Regions from separate parts of the Homo sapiens genome. Here region 2 is linked to region 1. The links are chromatin loops, found by intact Hi-C in ENCODE. Cell type or tissue: endothelial cell of umbilical vein. All regions are shown on one strand. Links, peaks and the distances in the headings refer to the core of each region. The heading gives the core; the rest is flanking DNA. Region 1 overlaps GRM1 (glutamate metabotropic receptor 1). Region 2 overlaps GRM1 (glutamate metabotropic receptor 1).

What was found. Peaks named below come from ENCODE experiments on the same cell type or tissue, not always from the same donor. Only the 100,000 strongest peaks of a DNase experiment are listed, where the experiment ranks them.
Region 2: it touches region 1 in a loop (4-fold over the local background); 2 of 110 quality-filtered maps call a loop at or near these places.

What each region holds. Positions count from the first base shown.
Region 1 is chr6:146,352,313-146,364,165 of GRCh38, reverse strand. GRM1 (glutamate metabotropic receptor 1) reads right to left here. Exons shown (of 8, transcript NM_001278064.2): 4 at 11,670-11,853; 5 at 6,472-6,640. Among named protein-coding and RNA genes, the nearest start is that of RAB32, 190 kb to the left of the region's middle. RefSeq lists an enhancer at 5,283-6,482. In endothelial cell of umbilical vein, for the core only: no CTCF peak of the experiment used is centred there; DNase peaks (open chromatin) are centred at 2,395, 5,285 and 6,085; H3K27ac peaks cover 3,395 bases.
Region 2 is chr6:146,284,926-146,296,778 of GRCh38, reverse strand. The region is part of intron 2 of GRM1 (glutamate metabotropic receptor 1); the gene reads right to left. Among named protein-coding and RNA genes, the nearest start is that of RAB32, 250 kb to the left of the region's middle. In endothelial cell of umbilical vein, for the core only: no CTCF peak of the experiment used is centred there; a DNase peak (open chromatin) is centred at 6,238; H3K27ac peaks cover 1,395 bases.

The sequences.
Region 1 (11,853 bases), core at 2,239-10,238:
GACACACTTTAAACTCTGAACTGGGAGCAATTGCAGATGGAAAAATTGAGTATAAAATCGTCAACCCAGCATGATTTACAATGTGACCTAGAAGCAAATCAGCAGATGAGCTACTTGGATTCAGTGTGAGAATAGGAAAGGTAGAAGCGGATGCGTCGTCTATCCTCTTCCCAACCTCATTTTCCCCTGCCTTTTTAGGCTGCCATTTCCTCAACCTTCCAACCACTGCCAGTGAGAACAGAGGGGCAATATCTTTTGAGTGGTAGCTCTTATCAGGAAATGGTGTTATAGCATATTTTTGTTATCCTATATTTGGACAAACATGTTGCAATGTTTCGATCACTGCAAAGTGGAAATGATAAGGCTTTTCAAAGTTCATCTAGCTGATTTCCATAGAATACAAGTTTCATCTATCACATTATTAAAGTTGTTTTTCTCCTTGAGGACATCATCCATTTAAATAGCTGAGAACACACCTATTTTATGTAGCTGTTTCTGTATAAAGCAACAGGAAGGACTGATTACACATAGTAGAAATATATTAATAATATACCCACACATATGTATACATACATACACATACATAGACACATACACATAGATTTTATATTACGTTCTAGAGATCAACTTTCACCTTATCACATTCCTTTTCTTATTATCAGGAAAGGTAGGGTTGTACTAATTGCTTGACTATTGTGGTCAAGAATGGGTATCCAAGCTTCCAGATAAACAGCATCTTTTACCCAGTAATGCAGAAGCTAGGTTAACTAAGCAACTGTAAATATAGAGAGCTCTTTGAATAGCAGGAAAATGTACAGAGGAAGAGGGAAATGATATTAAAATAAGGGAGCTAAGGAAGGATCTTAGGTTGCTGATGACAAATGCTCTGGAATCTGAGACCCTAACTCCAATCTCTGCAGAGGCTTGAAGAGACATGACCGAACATAACTTGGCTACATTTTAATCAATGGCCTATGGTGAAAGGTGTCGATCTGAAAATTAATATGAGCAATTTAATTTTTTTAAAGAAGGATATTATTAGAAATTATAAGTTTTCTCCACTGGCAATTTGTCTCAAGTAGCTATATCTACTAACAGGAAAAGCCAGATACGAACTCCTGTAGCAGCATTATTTAATAATGCTTGCAGCACAAACCTGGGCACATTTAACGTTCCAATTCCAGCCAAATATAAATGGTTTCTTAGTGGACTCTCTTAGTTCCATCCATTTTTAAGCGTATCTTAGGTCGTAATGAGAATGATCATGTTCCCTTTGCTTTGATTCTCAATGAATCTGCTCTTTGGCCTCTTTGCTCACCCATGAAAAAATCAGTCATATAAGAAGCTAAAATTGAGCAAGGAGCACGCTAGAGGTTTAAATTAAGCAGTCTTCTTTTCTTAGGGCCACATTTCTAATGCCTTTTAAGATGAAAATTTTATGTCTCTAGTAGATAATTCCAAAAAATCAGATGAAATGTCTTTTTTTTTTTTTTTTTTTTTTGAGATGGAGTCTCGCTCTGTCACCTAGGCGCTATCTCGGCTCACTGCAAGCTCTGCCTCCCAGGTTCATGCCATTCTCCTGCCTCAGCCTCCTGAGTAGCTGTGATTACAGGCGCCTGCCACCACACCTGGCTAACTTTTTGTATTTTTAGTAGAGATGGGGTTTCACCATGTTAGCCAGGATTGTCTCGATCTCCTGACCTCGTGATCTGCCTGTCTCAGCCTCCCCAAGTGCTGGGATTACAGGCGTGAGCCACCGCACCCGGCCGGAATGTCTTATTTCATAAATGAAAACAGTTAATTCTAAAGTCTACAGTGTGTAAGATATGTGTAAGTGGACTTTGTTCTATATAAATAAGGTGCCACTTTACAGCAATAGGGCATGTGTAAATGAGGAGAAACATTTATGATGTGTGCCACATTCACCTAATATCTCCAGAATTCTGTCATGATTGGCTGGGTGATGATAAGAAGAGGTAAGGTTACCTCTATTCTCTTACTGCAACCTCCCAACCCAAAACCAACGTCTTGGAGAAAAGAATTCAAATACAAACTTAAGACGAAAAAGAAAGCAGGAGAAGAGAGCAGAGAGAGGAGAGAGGGGAAGAAAGAACAGGAGGCCAGTGAAATCAATCTTCAGTATCCTTTCCCTCACTTCTCTGTCAATGTCTCAGTCTCTATTAAACTCTTCCAGCCTCCTTCACAAATATTGCTTGCTGAATTCTGGATTCTGTTCCCTCGGCATTTTAAAAGTGGATTATTACTTATGATTTTATTGTGAGCTATTGAAAAAATAAAGGCTTAGAAATTGAAATATGCATTTGAAGGAAATGTGCCAGTTCATATAATGAAAGATAGTTGAACAACATGTGTCCGTGGGATGATAACAGCTTTGAGCTGGCTCCAAGCCCAGCTTTGGCACTTTCTAGCTGAGAGAGCTTAGGGGCAAGTGACTCAATCCCTCTGGGTCTCAGATTCCCTCGTCTATAAAATGGGGGGATGATAATACCTGCTTTAAAAGGGTCCTTTTAAGGAGTAATTGAAATGATGTCTGTAAATCATCTATTGTACTTGCTTATGAACATACTTGACCAATGTTAGTCCCTGATCTCCATTACTTCCCTTCTCCTTTCCAGCATTTTCTTTTCCTTTACCTTTCCTCCCCTTTCTACCCCTTTCCTGTCCTTCACTACAGCAAGGAAAACAGCAGTGGGTTCTGTATGTGAGACCAGCACACACACAAGGCCCCTGATGTTTGCTTGCATAACACTGTTCAGATTTTATCTGTTGCCCCAGACTCTCTTTGGCTGTACTTGTGTCTTGGGCCCTTGGCTATCAGCACTCGGAGAGTTCTAGACATTGCTGTTATGACTGCTACTGCAGTCTCAGTCACTGCTCGTTCATCTTCTGTCATCTCTTGCTGTCTCTCTCTCCCTTTGAGTAGGCTCTGGGCTCCAGAACTGCCCCTGTTGGACTCACCATAGCAGGACCCAGGTCAGACCATAGGAGACCCACCTAGGCTCTCACTCCTCACATTGCTTTCAGAATCTGAAGAAGTGTTGTGTTACAAGTCCTGGGCTCTGGCTTCCTCAGTAGCTGCCTGTAACTTCCTGTGAGCATAAACTTTGGCCACACGAAGCAGAACATAGGATGAAGTGAACACTTTCATTCCTCTCCCATCCTTCCTCCAATAGTCCAAGTAGCCTATCCAGTGACCTCTTGAGGCCACGTGATTAGTTATGCTCAGTGAAGCAATCTCCTGCTCAATAACATGTCACCTTGTTTTGTTTGTTTTGCTTTTCCCCATCCTTCCATACCTCACTTCCCTTTCCCCCTTATTCTTGTTTCTCTAGGATTGAATCTTCCATTAATGTATTAGCAATTAATCCTTGCATAGTTGGTAAAGTTCAAGGGAACCTGAGCTAAGATACTTGTGAACTACATTTTCCAGGATCTCTTGCCAGCTGTCTTCTGGATGGGTTTGGTAAAATAGGAGCAACTAATGGGAGGCAGAAGAGAAAAACCAGGGTGCCCTCACTCTCCCACTTCAGGGATAGCTCAGAGGTAGTAGCTGTGAGGTTTCCTTTGGTCCCTGTAGCTCTGGAGTGGGAGTAGATGCTGCTGTTGGTCACCTTTGAGTTGCCTCAGTACCCCATTTTACTTTTGTGACCATTTTCTTCTATTAAATTTCCCCTAGTAAACCATCTGACATGGGCTCTTTTTTTCCTGAGTGGACCCTAAGGTTACACACAACAATAAAAAGTATTATTTTATTCACCTGTGTTTGTGGTATGACAAAAATTTTTCTCTTCTTCCATGAGATATTATATTTATAAGATATATTTATAATTCTAAAAATCAATAACATAAGAAAACTGGATTTTTGACTACTTCAAAGGAAATGATCTTAAGAAAGTTCTGTGGGTTATCAGAAAAGACATCAAATTATTATTTTAGCAGTTTAAATGGATTTGATATTTAAAATAACCCTTTCCTAAAGGCTGTATTTCCCAGTTAATACAAGTGTATGTCCTACAATCACCTTGCAAGCTGCCTGTTTCTCTTATATCTTGACAGTGGCTACTGATCTGGCTGTATGCATCCTGGGCCTGGTAGGTGGCAAATTAGTGATGTTAGAATGTGCATAATATTATTTGGTAAATACGACTCAAATTTCATTTGTTTCCATACCTCCCAAGGTGCTTATGAGAAACAAAACAAACATCCCCCCTCACCTCCATTCCAGGTTGGTATTGAGAGCATGCATATTTTCCTTCTGCAGGGTATACAATTTTCTAAAATTGGCCCCCAGGAGCTTTGCATTTATAGTGAATGCTCTGTAATGGCTCAGCAACAACTTCTGGGATCTCCTTCGATAACACGCATGGGCATAGCACAAACATGATGGCAGAAACACTTCAGTGTCTAGGTGCAGGGACAAATGCGGACAGCCTTGCCCCTGAACTGGGGAGAACAAAGGCCTCTCCTCTGGAAGGTGTAAAGGGGAGCACACGTGGTATGTGAGCAGCCATTCATGGTCACCTGGCAGTCAGAGTAACAGTAAGGAATTGTGAAAGGGAGCTTGAGGACAGCAAATCCTTGCAACAATTTGTTTTCTCCTGCCAGGTTTTATTTTTTCCATATATAACCTGCAAAACTGAACTTTGCAGTTCCAAAAACTGTTTCCCAGTAATTGTCTGCACAATAGACTCAATGCTACACCCACACTGGAGAGGCAGCCTGAGCCAACATGTGACATCCTTTGGGTGGCAGAAGTGCATGTGCTCAGGGCTTCTGTCCTCTCCCCACCTTATGACTTCAGTCCACAGATAATCCTGTTTTTTCCCACTATTCAGAAAAGATGATGCAACCAGAATGCCTTGGTCTGGCATCTCATGATAACAGGCAAGGAGAAATGTGGGGCCTGTGGATTTCAGAGAACATACCTTATATCATCAGCAGCCTCATGTGGAAGTATTCCACCTAGTCAGGAATCAGCCCATACATACTACTTTTACACATTCTTAGACTACTGAAATACTTCTGCACTGCTTGGAAGCTAGCAGTGTCTCCATGTCTCCTGAATCCCCCACATGACCCCAGCCATGTAGAACACATTGGCCAAACCTTCCCATGATCCACCAACTCAAAGATTTACCATAGCCATGGCATGAGGCCTCCAGTACTGTGTCACAGCATGAGAATGGAGTCTATGCTGATGGACTGGTTGTCATAACAACTATCAAATATTTTTAATATAACTTCTGCAGAGAAGGCACAAGATACCTAAAACTAGGATGACTCATCTCAGAAGTTTCTTTCTTTGTCCAAGTGGCTGGAGTGACTGAGAATTTGAGTCCACCAGGATAGCTCTTCTCAGCTGCCAAAAGCTGGTACAGGTTGCAGATCCTGCATTTTCTTTAGTCAGTTGAGATAAAGCATGTCCAGCCTCTGTCTAAACTTAGCATTATATGACTGGATTCTTGCCCTGGGGACCCTTCAGTGAACTTATCAGAGCATCTCTCCTCCATGGGTGTTTTTGCAGCTCCCAAGCAAAGAATGGTACAGCGGCATGTCAGCATGGCAGGAGCCAGAGCCTCACGCCTGATCTACCCCAGCTCCAGCTGTGCTGTGAGACATTTACGTGACAGCCTGTCTGTGCCTCAAGATGAATCACAGAAAATTAGGGATGGGAAAGATCTATTAGGTCATCTAATCCATACCCTGCCATTCACAATCCCTCCCCTATGCTCCATTTCCTAGCGCATCCCCCAGTTTGGTTTTAAATAGCCTGGGATACAGAGAGTGTTGCCTCCATGCTTTCTTCATCAAGAAGCCTCTTTAGCACACCCCGCCGAGGATTTGATGCTTGTTTGTTGTCATTTTCTATATATACTGATGTCATAGTTACTCACTTGCCCCACCCACCCTCCAAATAGCTCCTGAAAATAGTTAGAAAGTGGGGACGCTGTCTTTTGTAGAAAAAAATGCCAGTTTCAAAAGAATCAAAGGACTAGGTAGAGAAACGGAAAATGATAAGCAGTCTGTGTTACCCTATTTCAACTTCTGGTATTTTGGTTGTTTGCTTATTTAGCATTGTTCAGCTTCTGCTTTCTTTAACAATAGCTAGAACTATGACTAAGCACTATTATTGACTTTGGTTTTCACATTTACTTCTGTTTTTGATTTTTAAAATTTGATTACTCATCCGTTTCCTGCCAAGATTGTGTTAAAGATTCCAGTCCATCATTGTGATTCAAGTAAAGACTATGCAAATATTCTAAGAGTTTACTCACTCTGTTTCCTAATCTTTGTCTTTTCAGTTTTACCTAAACTCAAGAGCCAAAACTGTAAGCCTGGCACACCCTTTCTAGACAGTTATGTTTTTAAAATTGTCTGTGTTGTTCTTTACTAATGTCCAGGCAGCCAACCTCCTCACAGATACCATGCAAGAATGCATTTGTGGCTTACCTTAATCTGGCCCTTTAAGCAAGGCTCACTGCACACAGACCGCACCACTCCACTCTTGTTCATCTGGATTTTGTAATCATCAATGTTCAGCACTCCTTCATGCCAGGTTCCAACGTGCACATAGTCATAGCGATTAGCTTCAGTGTACTGCAGATTCATGATATCATACCTACAAAGAGCACAATGTGCATGTCTTATAGAATATAGACATAATGTAGAAAACAAAGAAAGTTGGTAAGTAGATAATAATAGAAACAAGAGAAAGCTAGAATCATCTTAAATCAGCTACTGCCAATATTTTAGCTTATTTCTTATGTTTCCTCTGATTATCCCAAATGTGTATATTCCATTCTTCAATCTCTGTGTATCATCCATATTCACTAAAAATTAAATTACTCTTGTACTTTTCTCTCTGCTTATCCTCCAAAAAATAATGCTATGTTTGCTAAGTTGATCATGTCCTTCCAATTATGGTTTATTAAGTTATTCTTTGAATAAGTATCAATAAGAACATTAATTTTTTATTTGATTAATCCAAATTTCTTTTTCACATTAAGTTGTCATTTTCATTACACTGTATTAAAAGGGATGAGTTTTACCAAGTCTGGAACGTTTTTAAGGTGCTAATAGAGCAAGAAATCTGAGAAAGGCATCTTTAATTACTAAGGATGTTGAGGATTTAATGTCTTGTGCACTGACATTTAAACTAATCTCTTCCCTGATTAGGATAAATATTTTTGAAACCAAATAGCTGGTATCAGTTATTTCAGTAATTTGAAATGCCGGAACACTACACAATGGCAAAACCTGCACTTAGAACTCTTCACTATAGTAATCATTACTATATACATACAGTATATCAAAACATCATGTTATACACCACACACCATATATGTATATGGTATAGGACATTCTACAATGCAATCTAAAGAACGCAAGATCTAACATCAGAATGTACAAGCTGGTCTCTTTTCTAACATTTTAACAGTAGATTATACTACTTAGGAATGCCACTAAACTCTTTAAGCCTCACGTGGTTCTTGTGGGGATTTATTAAGATAGACATGTAAAAAACTGCTTTATATTCAGGACAAATGCATATGTCCTATGGTCGAAATGCTTATGTTCACCCCCTTCCATTCATATGCTGAAAATCCTAACCCCCAAGGTGATGGTATTAGGAGGAAGGGCCTTCAGGAGGTGATTAGGCCATGAGGACAAAGTTCTCATGAATGAGATTAGTAAAAGCAGCCTTAAAAAGCTTTCTAGCCCCCTTCCACCACACAAGGACAAAATTAAAAGGTGCCATTTGTGAACCAGAAAGCAGGTCCTCCCTAGACACCAAATCTGTTGGTGCCTTGTTCTTGGACTTTCCAGCCTCCAGGACTGTGCGCAAGACATTTCTGTTATTTATGAACCATACAGTTTATGATATTTTGCTACAGCATCCCAAATGAAGGAAGACAATCTATAAGTCAATAGCATGATTTCATTCATATTTCTATTACTATTAATGCCCTAAAATACTCTGGTTATTTTCATTACTATACGAATACTGGAGAACAACTTTGTACTGGCATAACCATTTATATCTCAGTCATGGGAACTCTGGCATTCTTACATCTCCTTTCCATGTTGCTATTCACTCTATAATTAATGCTGCAGTTTCCCAAAGCTGCATGCTTGGTTGCTCCTTACTAGTTCTGCAAAGTGGGATTCTATTCTGCAGTACCTATGCAAAGTGCTCGTCCTCCTGGACTAGAAGATGAGTCACGGCCTCTTGCTCTTTGTGCTTGACTGAAGGAAATGGCAATTAATCAACACATACTCTTCTTCATCAGCTCTCTTCATCCCTCGCCCCTCTCACACGCCCCTGCTTAATCCTTCCTGCAATTCTTTCTCTCTAAACTGACTCATGTTCACAATCCCTCTCAGCCTAACACTCCAGGAGGCTACAGCCAATCAAACTAAGTTGGCATCTGAAATCTATTGGCTGTATCTGGCCTAGTTTTTTTGTTTGTTTGTTTGTTTTTCAATCTAGACAAGGAATGTCAGTTGATTGGGTTTTCTGCTTGTTCTTAATGTGCAAATGCATTCTGTCACCCACAGGGTAGCTAATGGCTTCTCCACATCCAGATTCTTGCAATTTCTACAAATAGTTGTCCCCTAAAAGAAAAGGTATTCTGGGAAAGTAAAGAAAGCTCTCCTTTGCCAGGTAAACAAAATGCACTTAGAATGAGAAGAGAGAATGGTACACCCAGAGCACATTATTCATCTCTTTGCTGTGTTGACTTTTGACTGATAAAGAGTTATTAGCCCCCAGTTGCTAGACATACCAGAAAGTTATTCAGAGTATCTTTCTGAGTGATATCCAAGTGAGAATTAACTGTGGGCTGCTGGCTCACACTCATCCTGTTGATCAATGACACTAATCTACACCTCTGATATCTTTCCATTTTAGATTCATTAGAGCTATAGAACCTGTTGTGCTGTTGTGAGTGCTTGATGTGAGTAATTTCCATTTTCATTTCCAGGAATTTTTGTGTTTTATTTCAGATTACATTAATACAGCTTCTCACATACAAAGAAGGCTTTGCTGCAATGCTGGCTCTAGAATGTCTTTTTCCTTTAAATCAGTTTCCAAAGACTTTTATTTTAGCTTCCTCATTTGCTTTTTCATAAGAGAAATCAGTTCACACTTCATTAGCATTTAGAAACAAAAAAAATTCACAATATTTTGGTATAAAACACATTTTTTTAAAAAGTCCCAAAAGCTGGGAAAAAAACTATGGAAAAATATCCAGGGAAAAATACTGACTTCATTTTAAGAAGCCTTCCTCATACTGTGTGTATTACTGAACACTGCCCTTTTCCTTTGACCCCAGGGTTCCTTCCAGGCATGTTGGTTTTTATTTTGGAATTTTTATGCTATAAATTACATATTTACAACATCCTCTCAATGCATTCAGTTTACATTGTGTGATGATTAACTGAAATAATTACAAGAGGGACCAAAAGCATGAACGATGGTATGACAGGAGGAGGAAGTACAGGGAGATTTTTGAAACAGAAATTGAAAACGGATTATGCCAACCAATTGCAAGCAGAAGGATATGATCCCTAAGAAAAGACCCAGGGGAAAGCTTAAGTAACATTTGAATATTTAATTAAAGATGGAGAAGAAACAAGCTAAAATTATGCACCGACATTTTAGATAACTTGTAGAGAGAGAAGAGGAGTAAACTTGAATACATGAAGTGTCAAAAATGCATCTGGCCTTGTGCTAGGCACATTGTATGTTATCTTTGGGAATCATGAAGGAAGGTTTACATTCTAATTCTGACCCTTATTGAGCCTAGGGTCCAGTGGGACACAGGATGAAAGAGGGTTTACAGAGGCAGGTAGTCAATGTTCTGAACCTCAGACTCACTTGTTGCTCCTAGTACCATTTCCTCGAAGCTTTTCACATGCCCAGTTCCTGAATCATTCCATCTACCTCACTCGCATTCCAGTCAAAACCTGCTCCCATCTAACTAGCAGCTTGGAAGAAATCTGATAAATTGATCATTTTAATTGCTGACAATGACTGATATCGTTTATCCTTCCTAGAGCTGTCAGATTTTAACAGGGAGAATCCACTTAGCTCTCACAAGGTACTCCCTAAGTGCAGGACTTCAAGCTGACACAAACAGATACATGGAGACTTACTTAGGGTCAAACAGTCCCTTACAGTACTTCTGAAATGACATTAAGAAGGTTGCCAGGCCGGGCAAAGTGGCTCACGCCTGTAATCCCAGCACTTTGGGAGGCCAAGGTGGGTGGATCACTTGAGGTCAGAAGTTCAAGATGAGCCTGGCCAACACGGTGAAACCCCATCTCTACTAAAAATACAAAAAAAGTAACCAGGTGTGGTGGTGCACACCTGTAGTCCCAGCTACTTGGGAAGCTGAGACAGGGGAATCACTTGAATCTGGGGGACAGAAATTGCAGTGAGCCGAGATTGTGCTACTGCACTCCAGCCTGGGCAACAGAGTGAGACTCTTTCTCAAAAACCGAAAAGAAGATTGCCAGCCACGTTGCCTAATTTTAGGATCTGCTAAAAGGCAGTGTGATGTTGTAAAAGATTAGAAGCCTCAGAGTGAGAGCACTTGCCTCCACCGCTTGCAATCTGTGGACATTAGGTGAGTTCCTTAGTTTCTCTGATACCCAGTTTTATTATCTGTAAAAGAAAGACAATGATCCACCTACAGCAATGAAGATTAAATGATTTGATGTTCCACTTGAACACAGCATATGCTTTTCTAAAAAGCTCTAAGTCTGGGACATCGTAGACTGACAGGTGACAGGGCCTATAAGACCCTGGGCTTGCTGAGTGGTAGCCAAGCTGAGGGCCTTTTTCCTTCTTCCTGAAGGTGTTAATTCTTCTGCCATTCTGATTATGCCTTTCCTAAGAAACTGTTTATGAATGAACACAACTATTCTTGATACTAACAAAATTTCCTATGTACCAATTATGCTTGAGCTAACTGGTAGTATCAAAACAAGTATTGCAGAGCAGACTGTATGTAAAACGGCTTGGAGAGGATTTTATGTATATACCTTGGTTTACTTTTCATCTGCTTTTTGTTTGATTAATAAGCCATAGGGGCTCAATCCCAAAAAGAAAGTTGTTTCCTTTCTTGCTCCAAGACATATGTTAGCACAAACATAGGTTAGCCTGAGGAGAAGGGACACATATGCAGGACTTAGTTCTCTTTGCATACTGAGCTCTTTAACCAGGTGTAATATTCAAAATATTTCATAACCAGAATGGTATATAGTCAATCAATCAGAAAGATGCTGGCCTGGTGCTGGCAAGGTCTGAGAGGTTTCTGCTGGCCAAGTGTAATTTCTTTAGGTTCCTGGGCTTGCAGGAAGGTCCCAAGCATTCTGGAAAAAGGGTCAAGTGATAGGTGAGTTAGGGGATGGCACTGGTAGAATACTGGGTATTGGGTGTTGAAAAAGAAGTATTTTAATGTCTTAAAAAGTGGTGTGGTCTTTGGTAATTTCATCTGATATTATCCCTGGACTTTTTGCTACCTAGTTGTATCTATCCTCATGGCACCCAGAAACCATGGAACCAGATGAAGCCACAGTTGCCATCTGTCTGGCACAGGAAGGCTCACAAGGTTACTTAGATTGATTACTGAAAAGATTACCTTCCAGGAGCGTCTCCTTTCTCATCAAACCACACCTCCTCTCCAGATACTCCAATGAATGAGGACTTGATGAGGAAGTCCAGCAGCTTGCTGCCGTCGATGGGCTTCATGGCATCGCAGAGGCCCACGTGGCCAGGGCAGAGGGCATGGTGCATGTTCTGCAGCCCATGTGCCATGGCATAGA
Region 2 (11,853 bases), core at 1,573-9,572, 67 kb after region 1:
AATAAAGGAAAGTCACCATGCACAAGAGTGATGTCTGAATTTACACAGCCTATATAAGAACCATAAGTCTAGATATTGTTATAAAAACTCATCTAACATTATTGAAAATCCCTAGGATCCAAATGAAATGCCATCGGAAGTCAAAATTTAAAGACACTTTTAAAATCAATGGAATTCTGAATTACCATTCTGGGAGGCAGGGTAGATGGGGAAAGGGGATATGTTAGTTAAAGGGTACAAAATTCAGTTCAACAGGGAGAATAAGTTCTAGCAGTGTATCATAGTGTGGTGACTATAGTTAATAATAACGTATTGTGTATTTTTAAATTGCTAAAAGAATAGATTTTAAATGTTCTCACCACCAAGTAGTGATAAGTATGTGTAGTGACGGATATGTCAAGTAGTCTGATTTAATCATTCCAGAATGTATGCATGTATCACAACATCACATTGTACTCCATAAATATAAAGGATTAGTATTTGTCAATTAAAAGTAAAAGGAGCTAAAAACAGAACTACAATTCAACCCAGCAATCCCATTACTGGGTATATATCTAGAGGAATATAAATCATTCTACCATAAAGACACATGCAAGTAAATGTTCACTGCAGCACTATTCACAATAGCAAAGACACAGAATCAATCTAAGTGCCCATCTATAACAGATTGGATAAAGAAAATGTGTATACACCACGGAATACTATGCAGCCATAAAACAGAATGAAGTCATGTCTTTTACGGGAAAATGGATGGAGCTGGAGGCCATTATCCTTAGCAAACTAATGCAGGAACAGAAAACCAAATACCGGATGTTCTCACTTATAAGTGAGAGCTAAATTATAACACATGAACACAAAGAAGGGAACAACAGACTCTGGGGCCCCCTTGAGGGTGAAGGATGGGAGAGGAGCAGAAAAAAATAACAATTGGGTACTAGGCTTAGTACCTCAGTGAGGAAATAATCTGTACAACAAACTCCCTTGACATGATTTTACCTATGTAACAAACCTGCCCATGACCCTCGAACCTAAAGTTTTTTAAAAAAGAAAATATGCCCACTAAGATAATCTCTCAATAATATACATATACATACACAGACTAGAGCACTAAACTGACATCAGATTCACAAATGAGTTAAACTTTACTTTTAAAAGACAATTATTCTAAAACTAGATACAAAACCTAGCATTACGCTTTGAGAAATTCCAAAAACATAGTGATATGGAATAGTTAAAAGAAATGGATAGGCTGGTGTGGTGGCTCATGCCTTTAATCCCAGCACTTTGGGAGGCTGAGGTGTGCAGATCACCTGAGGTCAGGAGTTCGAGACCAGCCTGGCCAACATGATGAAACCCCGTCTCTACTAAAAACTACAAAAAAAAAAAAATTAGCCGGGCATGGGGGTGGGCACCTGTGATCCCAGCTGCTTGGGAGGCTGAGGCAGGAAAATCACTTGAACCCAGGAGGCAGAGGTTGCAGTGAGCCAAGATCATACCATTGCACATTCCAGCCTGGGTGACAGGGTGAGACTCCATCTCAAAGAAAAATAAATAAATAAATGGATAGATGATACTATTCTCAGAAAAATGGCCAAAACAAAATTAAATACTGATTAAAATATCCAACTAATCCAATTCTAAACAATCAATCAAATATCTAAACTCTCCAACAGAAGGCAGGAAAGTAGGGGAGAGCACTGGAAAGGTAAGACAAACAGCAAGCGCAAGATAAGCTGATGACACTAATTCCACATATATCAGTGATTATATGTAAATTCACAGGTTAAAAAAAAACAGACTTTCTATTAAATTAAAAAGAAAAACATCGATATCTTTTTTGTAACACGTTTTTCTAAAATATGAATGTACTGAATAATTAAAAGTAAAAGATAGTAGGAGATTAACCAAACAAATATTAACTAACACACAGTAGAGGTTGTTATAGTAATGTAAGATACAACTTATTTTCAGGCATAAATCTTTATTAGGAATAAAGAAAGTCAGTGTCTCTGAAGATAAAATAATTTGAAATTTGTACAGTAAGTAACATAGCAAGATAGAAAGTAAATTGATAAAAAGAAATCTCTCGCCTCTATGTGAATCTCTCTCTTTGTAATCTAACTTACTACTCTGTTATTAATAGAAGAAGCTGGCAAAATTTGTTAGAGATTTAGAATATTTTCACACAATTAACATGCTTGATGCTTGGTCTAATGAACATGTATAAGGTCTCCTTCTTAACAGAGGAGAATGTGTTTCGATGGCATACATGGAAATTTAAAAATTAATCTAGTTAATAATGTAAGTCTCAACATATTTTAAAAATTAATATATAGCCCACATCTCTGAGCATCATAAATTAAATTAGAATCTTTTTTTAAAAAAACCAACACATCTACCTCCAACTACTTGGAAACTAAAAACTTTAAACTTCTAAGGAAATTGAAGTTAAAGAAGTCATAAATGAAACTTAAAACATATTATTTGAATGTAAAGAAAAATACCAGATATTGAAATTCATAGGAAGTAGCTTAAAGAGTTCTTAGGAGGAAATTTATTCCCAGAAATGCTTATATTTTTTAAAAAAGAGAAAAGCTGAAAATAAATGAGCTTATTTTCAACTTAAGAAAATAGAAAAGAACACAGAATAAACATAAAATAAAGCAAAAAATAATAAAATTGGGGGAAAGATGTAATAAAAATGATCAACCAACCTAAAACTTGGTTCTTAGAAAACATTAATGAAATATTCAATCCTCTGAGATTATTGTCATGGATGAAAAAGAGAGAAGGCACAAAAAAACAATATTTAGCATAAAATTAAAATATAATGTAACTTCAGATACAGGATAAATTTTTTTTAAAATTATTTAAAATACTATGAAAAAGTTGATGCCAATAAATTTTAACTCCAAGCCAATAAAATTTAATCCTAACCATTTTCTTAGAAAAGCTTAATTAGTAAGACTGAAGAAGAAATATAATATCTGAACAATAGTATATTTAACAATGAAATCAGTAGTTTAAAATGTACTCACTAAAATAATACTAGATTTACCAGATGGTTTAACAAGTGTTCATAGAACAGATAATTGTTATCTTATATAAACTCAACCAGAGATTTAAAAAATGAATATTCTCCAACTGAGGATATTATAACTTTCCGATTAAGGATATTATAACAATACTAAAACCAGTCAAAGACTGAAAGATTTCTGAAAATATATGCCAATATCACTCACGATATTGTTGTAAAAAATATATAAAGTCAAATTAAGGAAGGTATAAAAAGAGACTATATTACAATCATATTTAATTAATCAAGTAATCCAATAATTTTTTTGTTTTTTGCATTTATACCTGGTTGGCTTTATTAGAGGACTAGCAAAAGTCAGTCCTGTAGAGACATCAGCTCAGGCTGATGTTTACAATTCACCTGCATCAAGCATCTCCTCTCCATTGTTTTTTTAAAAATTATTCAATTATTTTTAAAACTTAAGGTGAAATTTACATAACATCAACCATTTTAAAGTGAAAAATTCAGTATCATTCAGAACATACAAAATGTTTTTCAATCATCACTTCTATCTATTTCTAAAATATTTTCATTACCCCAAAATACAACCCCATACCCAGTAAGCAGTTACTTCCTATTTCTCCCTGTCCCCAGTCCCTGGCAATCAAGTCACTTTTTTATCTCTATAGATTTACCTATTCTGGATATTTCATATGCAAATGTAATCACACAATACATGAACTTTTGCATCCAGCTTCTTTTATTTAGCATGATGTTTTAGAGATTTATCCATTTTGTGGTGTATATCAGTGCTTCATTCCTTTGTACGGATGTATAGTATTACATCGTATCAGTATACTACGATTTGTTTATCCATTGGTCTGCTGATGAGCTTTTGGGTTGTTTCCATCTTTTGGCTATCATGAATAGTGCTTCTATAAACATATGTATACATGCATTTTTTTGACTATCTGTTTTCAAATCTTTTGGTTATGTATCCAGGAATGAAAATGCTGGGTCATATGGTAATTCTATGTTTAGCTTTTTTGGAACTACCAAACTGTTTTCCTTGGCAGCTGCACTATTCTACATTCCCACCAGCAATGTACAAGGGTTTCATTTTTGTACAAATTCATTAATTATTGTTATCTACATTTTTTGAATTCTAGCCATCTTACTGGATATGAAATAGTATCTCATTGTGATTTTGATTACCATTTTTGTAATGGCTAATGATGTGACTACTTTCCTGTGCTTGTTGGTCACTTGTATGTTTTCTTTGAGAAATGTCTATTTGTGGCCTTCATCTATTTTTAATTGCATTTTGTTAAGTTGTAAGATGTATATATTCTTGATACTAGGCCCTCAACAGATATATAATTTGCAAATATTTCTTCCACTCTGTATGTTGTCTTTTCACTTTCTTGATAATGTCTTTTCATGTATAAAAGTTTTAAATTTTGAAGTCCAATTAATCTATTTTTTCTTTCATTGGTAATGCATTTGATGTCATAGCTAAGAATTAAATTCCAAAGTCATAAAGATTTACTCCTATGGTTACTTTTAAAATTTTATGGTTTCACCTCTTATATTTAGGTCATTGTTATACTGAATTAATTTTTGTATATAGTGTGAGGGAAGGGTCCAGCATTATCATTTTGTATACAGATATCCAGTCCTCTCAGAAATATTTGTTGAGACTATTTTTCCCATGGAATGATCTTGGCTTCTTCACTGAAAATAATTTGGGTTTATTTCTGGATTCTCAATTCTATTGCACCTGACTATATGTTAATATCTGTCCTTATGCTGGTACCACATTGTTTTGATTACTATGGCTTTGTAGTAAGTTTTGAAGTATTAAAATGTGAGTAATTAAAATTTCTTTTTCTGTTTCAATATTGTTTTGGTTATTTGGGACCTCTTGCAATTACATATGGATTTGAGGATCCATGTTTCCATTTTTCCAAAAACAGTTGTTGGAATTTAATAAAGATTGAATTGAAACTTACAGATTTGTTTAGATAGTTTTATCATATTAGTAATATTAAATCTTCTAATCCACAAATATTGAATATTAAGTTTTCCAATCCATGCATATCTTTCCATTTATTTGTGTCTTATTTAATTTTTTTAGCAATCTTTTGTAGTTTCCTGTGAAAAAGTCTTTCACTTCCTCATGGTTACGTTTAAGAAGTATTTGTGGTAGCAAATGAAAGAGAAGACAAGGGGGACTTTCTTAGAATAATAACAAAAATTTTCCTAAATATCAGAAGATCTAGATGTGTGTATCTACATACACACATGCACACTACAGAAGCAAAGAGATAAAACACCTCAAGGAAGGCTTTACAAAGTATAAAATAAATATATATATAATATATCTGTTCAAAATAATATATACATATTTCTGTCAAAAAGATATATTTATCAAAAAAAGCAATATTGGCTTAACTCACACATTATAATAAAAATAATATATTAAATTGGATTTCAAAGAACCAAAACTATGTTGCATACAACAGACCCACCTAAAATAAAACTTATCAGATTGAAAAGCTGAAAATAACATGATATGCAAAAGCATACCAGGGAAATGTAAACAAAAAGAAACCAACTAACATAATTTTAACATCAGAGAAGGAATAATTTAAGGCAAATGCCAATTTTAAATTCGTTTGATTAGCAACCTTAACTCCATCTGCAATATTAGTTCCCCCTTGTTTCATAATATAACATAGTCACAGGTCCGGGAAATTATGATGTAGACATTTTTGGGGGGTCATTATTGTGCCTACCACAGTCTGCCCTCTGTTGCATAAAGATTTGTATCAATCCCACATTCAAAATACAGTCACTGTATCCCAACATCCCCAAAAGTCTCAACCCATTACAGCATCAACTCAAAGTCCAAAATCTCATTTACATTTCTTCAACTCAATATTCCCAGGTCTCATCACCTCAATCATGTAAAGCAGGTATGAGTGAAACATGATGTATCCTGGGGCCAAACTCCTCTCCATCTATGCCTGTGAAATTAGAAAACAAATTATCTGCTCCTCAAAATACAATAGTCGGACAGGCATGGAGTACCAGTATATAGACATTCCCATTCAAAAAGAGAGAAAATTGAAAGAAAAAATGAGTCACCAATCGCAAGCAATTTCAAAACCCAAATGGCCAGACAATATTGGGTTTCAAAGCCTGGGAATAATTCCCTATGGTTACAGGCTCTGCCCTCTGGTCATGAGACTTGGCTCTCTGAGTCATGCTTCCTTTTTTATGAATGGTAGCACATGTTTGCAACTGAATAGTTTATCAGTCTATTTCCTGCCTGTATAATTTTGTGAGTCTGACAGTTATGCTTCATTTCATAGTCTCTGTCCCTTTCAGTCAGAGCTGTCAGTTTTTTACGTTGTTAAGAAATTCTGAAGAACCTTGTGTACGTCAAGAAAATGTTTCCCATTAAACAAGAGTTGCGTCCATGGATCTTTCCTAGATAATCTGATCTCTATTTTTGGTTTCTCTGGAGATGGCTAAGGAGACCCATAAAGTGCACTAATCTGTTCAAAGAGCCCCTTGTATGACCGAATACACTTATCTTTTGATCTTTTTAATGCAGTAACAAAAGGTTGTCCAGCCACACCCTTGGCTTTCCCTACAGATCATGTTTTCCTGACAGTTATTCTCCTAATTTTAGCATATTTGTAATCTGGACAGGCTGAGCATTTCCCAAATCCATTATTTTTGCCTAACATCTCTTTCATTTCCTTCCTTTCACACTTCGCTACAGGTACAATCATTTTTCACTTGGCAGTGGGGATGCATCCTGAAAAACACATCCTTATGTGATTTTGTCATTGTGTGAACATCATAGAATGCATTATTTACACTCACCTAGATGGTACAGTTTACTACATTCCTACACTGTATATACATGGCCTATTGTTACCAGCATATAAATCTGTGCAGCCTGTGACTATATTGAATACTGTAGGCAATTGTAACACAACGCTAGGACATCTAAACATAGAAAATATAAGTACAAATAATGTATAAAAGCTAAGAAATGGTACCCCTGTACAGGACACTTACTATGAATGGAGCTTGTGGGATTAGAGGTTGCTCTGGGTGAGACAATGAGTGAGTGGTGAGTGAATGTGAAGGCCTAGTACATTACTCTACCATAGACTTTATAAACACTGGGCATTTAGGCTACATAAACGTACTTTTTTCTTCCATAATAAATTAACCTTAGTTTACTGTAACTTTTGACTTTATTTACTTTTTAATTTTAAAAATTGTCTGACTCTTTCATAATAACACTTAGCTTGAAACACAAATACATTGTATAGCTATATAAAAATTTTTTATATCTTTATTCCATAGACGTTTTTCTAATTACGTCACTTTTTAAACTTTTTAATCTTTTTTGTTAAAAATGAAAACGAACAAACCCATGAGCCTAGGTTTACACAGCACCAAGATCTTCCATATCACCATCTTACACCTCCAATTTTGTCCCTCTGGAAGGTCTTCAGAGGCATTAACACACATGGAGCTGTCATTTCCTATGATAACAAAGCCTTCTTCTGGAATAACTCCTGAAGGACCTGCCTGAGGCGATTTTACACTTAACCTTTTTTTTTAGTATGTAGAAGGAGGATACTCCAAAATAACCATTCATATAGCATAGTAAATATATAAACAAGAAACAGTCATTTATTATCAATATCAAGTATTAGGCACTGTACACAATTATAAGTGTTACACTTTTATACAATTGACAGTGCAGTAGGTTTGTTTATACTGGGATCACCACAAATATGTGAGCAGTGCATTGTACTAAGACATTATGGCCACTATGACATCACTAGGTGATGGGAATTCTTCACCTCTATTATAATCTTACAGGACCACTGTAGTATACATAGTCCATTATTGACTAAAATGTTCTGGCCCCGCGCGATGGCTCACACCTGTAATCCCAGCACTTTGGGTGGCCGAGGCAGGCAGATCACTTGAGGTCAGGAGTTGGAGACCACCCTGGCCGATATGGCAAAACCCCATCTCTACTAAAAATACAAAAATTAGCCGGGCATGGTGGCTGACACCTGTAATCCCAGCTACTCAGGAGGCTGAGGCAGGAGAATCGCTTGAACCCAGGAGGCGGAGGTTGCAGTGAGCCGAGATCGCACCTTTGCGCTCCAGTCTGGGCAACAAGAGCAAAACTTCATCTCAAAACCAAAACAAAACCAAAAAAACAAAAATCAAAAGCCATTGTTCTATGGTTCATGACTGCATAAGTAACCAAAAGAAACTAAGTTGCATTTTGAACACTTTGCTTGGAAGTCACCTTAGCTAAATATCCAAGTTCTTAGTTTTGCTTTCCACAGTTTAGCTAAGCTCTCTGCCACTGTAAAATAAGGATCCTCTCTCCTCTACTTTCCAGTAGCATGGTCCACATTTCCATTTGTACCCTCTCCAGCATTGCCTATAACATCCTTGTTTCTACCTACTATCTGCTCATGATGACTTGGGTATTCTCCACCAGGCTCCTCACACCCTCCAGAGTACTCCTTAACAGGGTCATTAACAGCCATGTTTTCACTAACGGTCTGCTCAAGACAATCTAAGCCATTTCTATCATGTTCCTTAAAATTCTTCTAGCCTCTGCTCATTGACCAAGTACCCAGATCATTTCACATTTCTATGTATGTGTTGCATCAGCAACCCACTTCCAGGCAGCCAAATCTATATTAGTTTCCTACTACTGCTATAACAAATTACTGCAATCTTGATGTCTTAAAACAACACAGATTGATTATCTTACAGTTCTGGAGGTCAGAAATCCAAAATGCATTTCACTGGGTTGAGACAAAGATATCAACAGACTGTCTTCCTTTTGAGAACATTAGAAGGCAATCTCCCCCTCATCATTTCCAAATTCCACTGGCTGTCTGCATTCCTTGGCTTGTGGCCCTTTTCCCTTTTCAAAACCAGAAGCTGTAAAACTCTGACCTCTTCTTCTATTACCACACTTTCCTCTCTGACTCCCTTCCCTCTTTCTTTCCCTTATAACAACCCATTGTAAAGCTGAGAGGCTAAATTTATGTTGTAAACATGAGTTGGGTCAATATTTTCAAGGGACTGGCACATCCTGTTGGGGAATGCTAAATTCATTGGAGATTGAATATTTTGATGAAAAAGGCCAACATAAAATCTCTTTTAGAGATAGCTTTGGTGGAAGTATAGGAGATAAACGAAGGAGTGAGAAAACTGAAGCCAATACAAACAGCCATAAATAGTACACAAGCTGAATTAGTTTAAGAAATGAAACTTTATATCTGTACCTTAAGACCCTCCTAAATGTGGTGAAATAATTTCATGCTTAAATGATTAAATGCAATACGAAAAAGGAAAGTAAAAGGTCCCAGAGAAGGACTTATCTAGGACCCTGACCTCTTATATAAGGTGAAAAGTTATCAGTAGAATAAGACAGGAAGGTTGCCCCAGACTGATTTCATCACAACTCCAAGCCAAAATTATGGGAAGAGTCTCTAAACCCTACTTATTACAGAAAACTCCTCTTTCCGTTACAAAGAAACTCCTCTTGGCCAATGGCCAATAGCTTCATAATCAAAACTGAAGCAGCACTCTACAGATTATTCGAGCAATAATCTGCCACAAAAACTTTGAAGCTGTATTCTTTTTTCTCCCTGAGTCAAATGATTGAATTGCCTGTCCACACTAATCAAAAATAAAGAATCATTGTTCATCTTGCCATCTTGCTTAATGTTTATACACTTCTAAAACATTTTATTTTCATTATATTTTCCCCTAGAGGGATAATATGCCTGCCATTTAACATTATTTTCACTTGAGGTTGTTTACTATTTCATAAAAATCTATACAAGAGGCTGTCAGTTTTAAGACATTTTTCAGAAGCAGCACATTCTTCCAGAACTTTTTATCACCGTGGTTCTTTTGTAACTTGTGGAGGTCATCAATGTCAGTTGAACCAGGTTTTTAAAAGTGGATCTTCAAGTTCCTTGCAGCAAAAACTTGTTAACAACTACGCTTTCCAATTGTTCACTTATTTCCTTATATCTAAACATGAAGCCCTTTCAGTTGCCACATTTGTAATTTAACTGAAAGTGTATTTTTCCACTGACACATGGCAAAATCTAAATAACTCATTCTTGCAAAGATTCCTGTGATTCATTTAAGAACTTGCAGTTACTGTATTAATAAAACACAAGTACTTGATTTAGTTTATAGAGATAATCCTGACATTTTAGCAATCTATCTAAATCCAATCTAATCTAATCAATTAACTTTCTGATAAAATAAGCAAGTAGATAGGTTTTTTAAAGTCACATGCTATTTAAATGTGAAATTCTTTAAAAATAAAATATCATTTCATAAATTTAAAAGTACCTCCTCATTTAGCTCCTTTCCATTTTGTATTTTTATATGTATCGAGTTTTCTTAGAATAGACAGCTTTGGAAATTTGGAGGAAATTTAAAATAGTTACATATTTAGGTGTCAGTAATGACTTTTATAAATAACTAGGATTTATAAATTTTTAGTGTTTAAAGTACTTTAAATTGAATATTTTTAAAAGAGATGTTGATGAATTTAATGTTGATTCAGTTGTGATAGCAGGACAGATATAGATATCACTGTTTTTAATTACAATGACAGTATAACTTAGTTTGAATGTTCTAAAGGTGTGGGAAGCTCAACATTTGGATAGAAGCTAAGTTTCAACTCCATGCAAAAAAATAACTTCCTATAGGCTAGAACTCATTAAATATAGATTTCATTCAACGTATTAAAAATATGAAATATGCATATCCAATTTTCCAGGCGTACTAAGAGCTATTAAGCTATGAACTATTGAGCAAAATAGACACAGCTCCTGTTCTCAAATTCTAGCAGAGGAGCGAACATGAAATAAATAAACAGCAGGAGAAACCTAATAAAAATGTCTAACTATATACCTATGTGCTAGGCACTATTCTAAGTGATTTACATGTACTGTATCACAACTCTTACAACAACCTGAAGTATGAATGAAAATAGAATATAGTGCAATCAACGGAGGTCACCATGCAGAAATACTATGCAAAGAGATAAGAATAGCATAGCTTTCAGGGTCAAAGATTATAGTTCTTCCTGAGCACAATATGAATCTAATGAAAGGTTGAGAAGAAAGGAAGAGATCTAATTCATGTTAATAAATAAAAAATACTCTGTGAGGAAAACAGAAGAAAAGTGTGTGGAAGCAAAACCAGATAAATTAGTTGGAAGCTAGCAAATCAGTCTAGACTACAGGTTACGGTGTTTGTCACTCTGAGACAGTAGACACAAGGAGAAGTGCAGCTTTGTTTGGAGTTACACTCAGCATAACTTGGTGATGGAGTAGATGTGAAAAATTAACGGGAAAGGGTGAGAGTGATTATTTCTGACTCAAGCAACAGGTGGATAGCAGTGATGTTAACAGAGATGGAGAAAATCAAGAAAGGAGAAGTCAAGAGTTTGGCCTGAAATGTGTTCAGTTTGATATAGCCAGTAAGTGTATCAGCTGTGAGGTAGGGTATACTCCAGAAATGGTACATGCCTCCATCAAAGGAAATTCAAGAATCCAATAGAAATTTGTCTAGATGACATTAAAGTCTCCTCCATTTTTAAAATTCTAAGATTGTATGAAAGGAGGAAAGAAGAGTGATCTGAAGGGAATGTCATGAACTATTAAATTTGCTCTCATTGGGTGAGGTGCTTGGAACTAGAATTTGTGCATTTTATATTTCATTTGATTTCAAGGACTTAT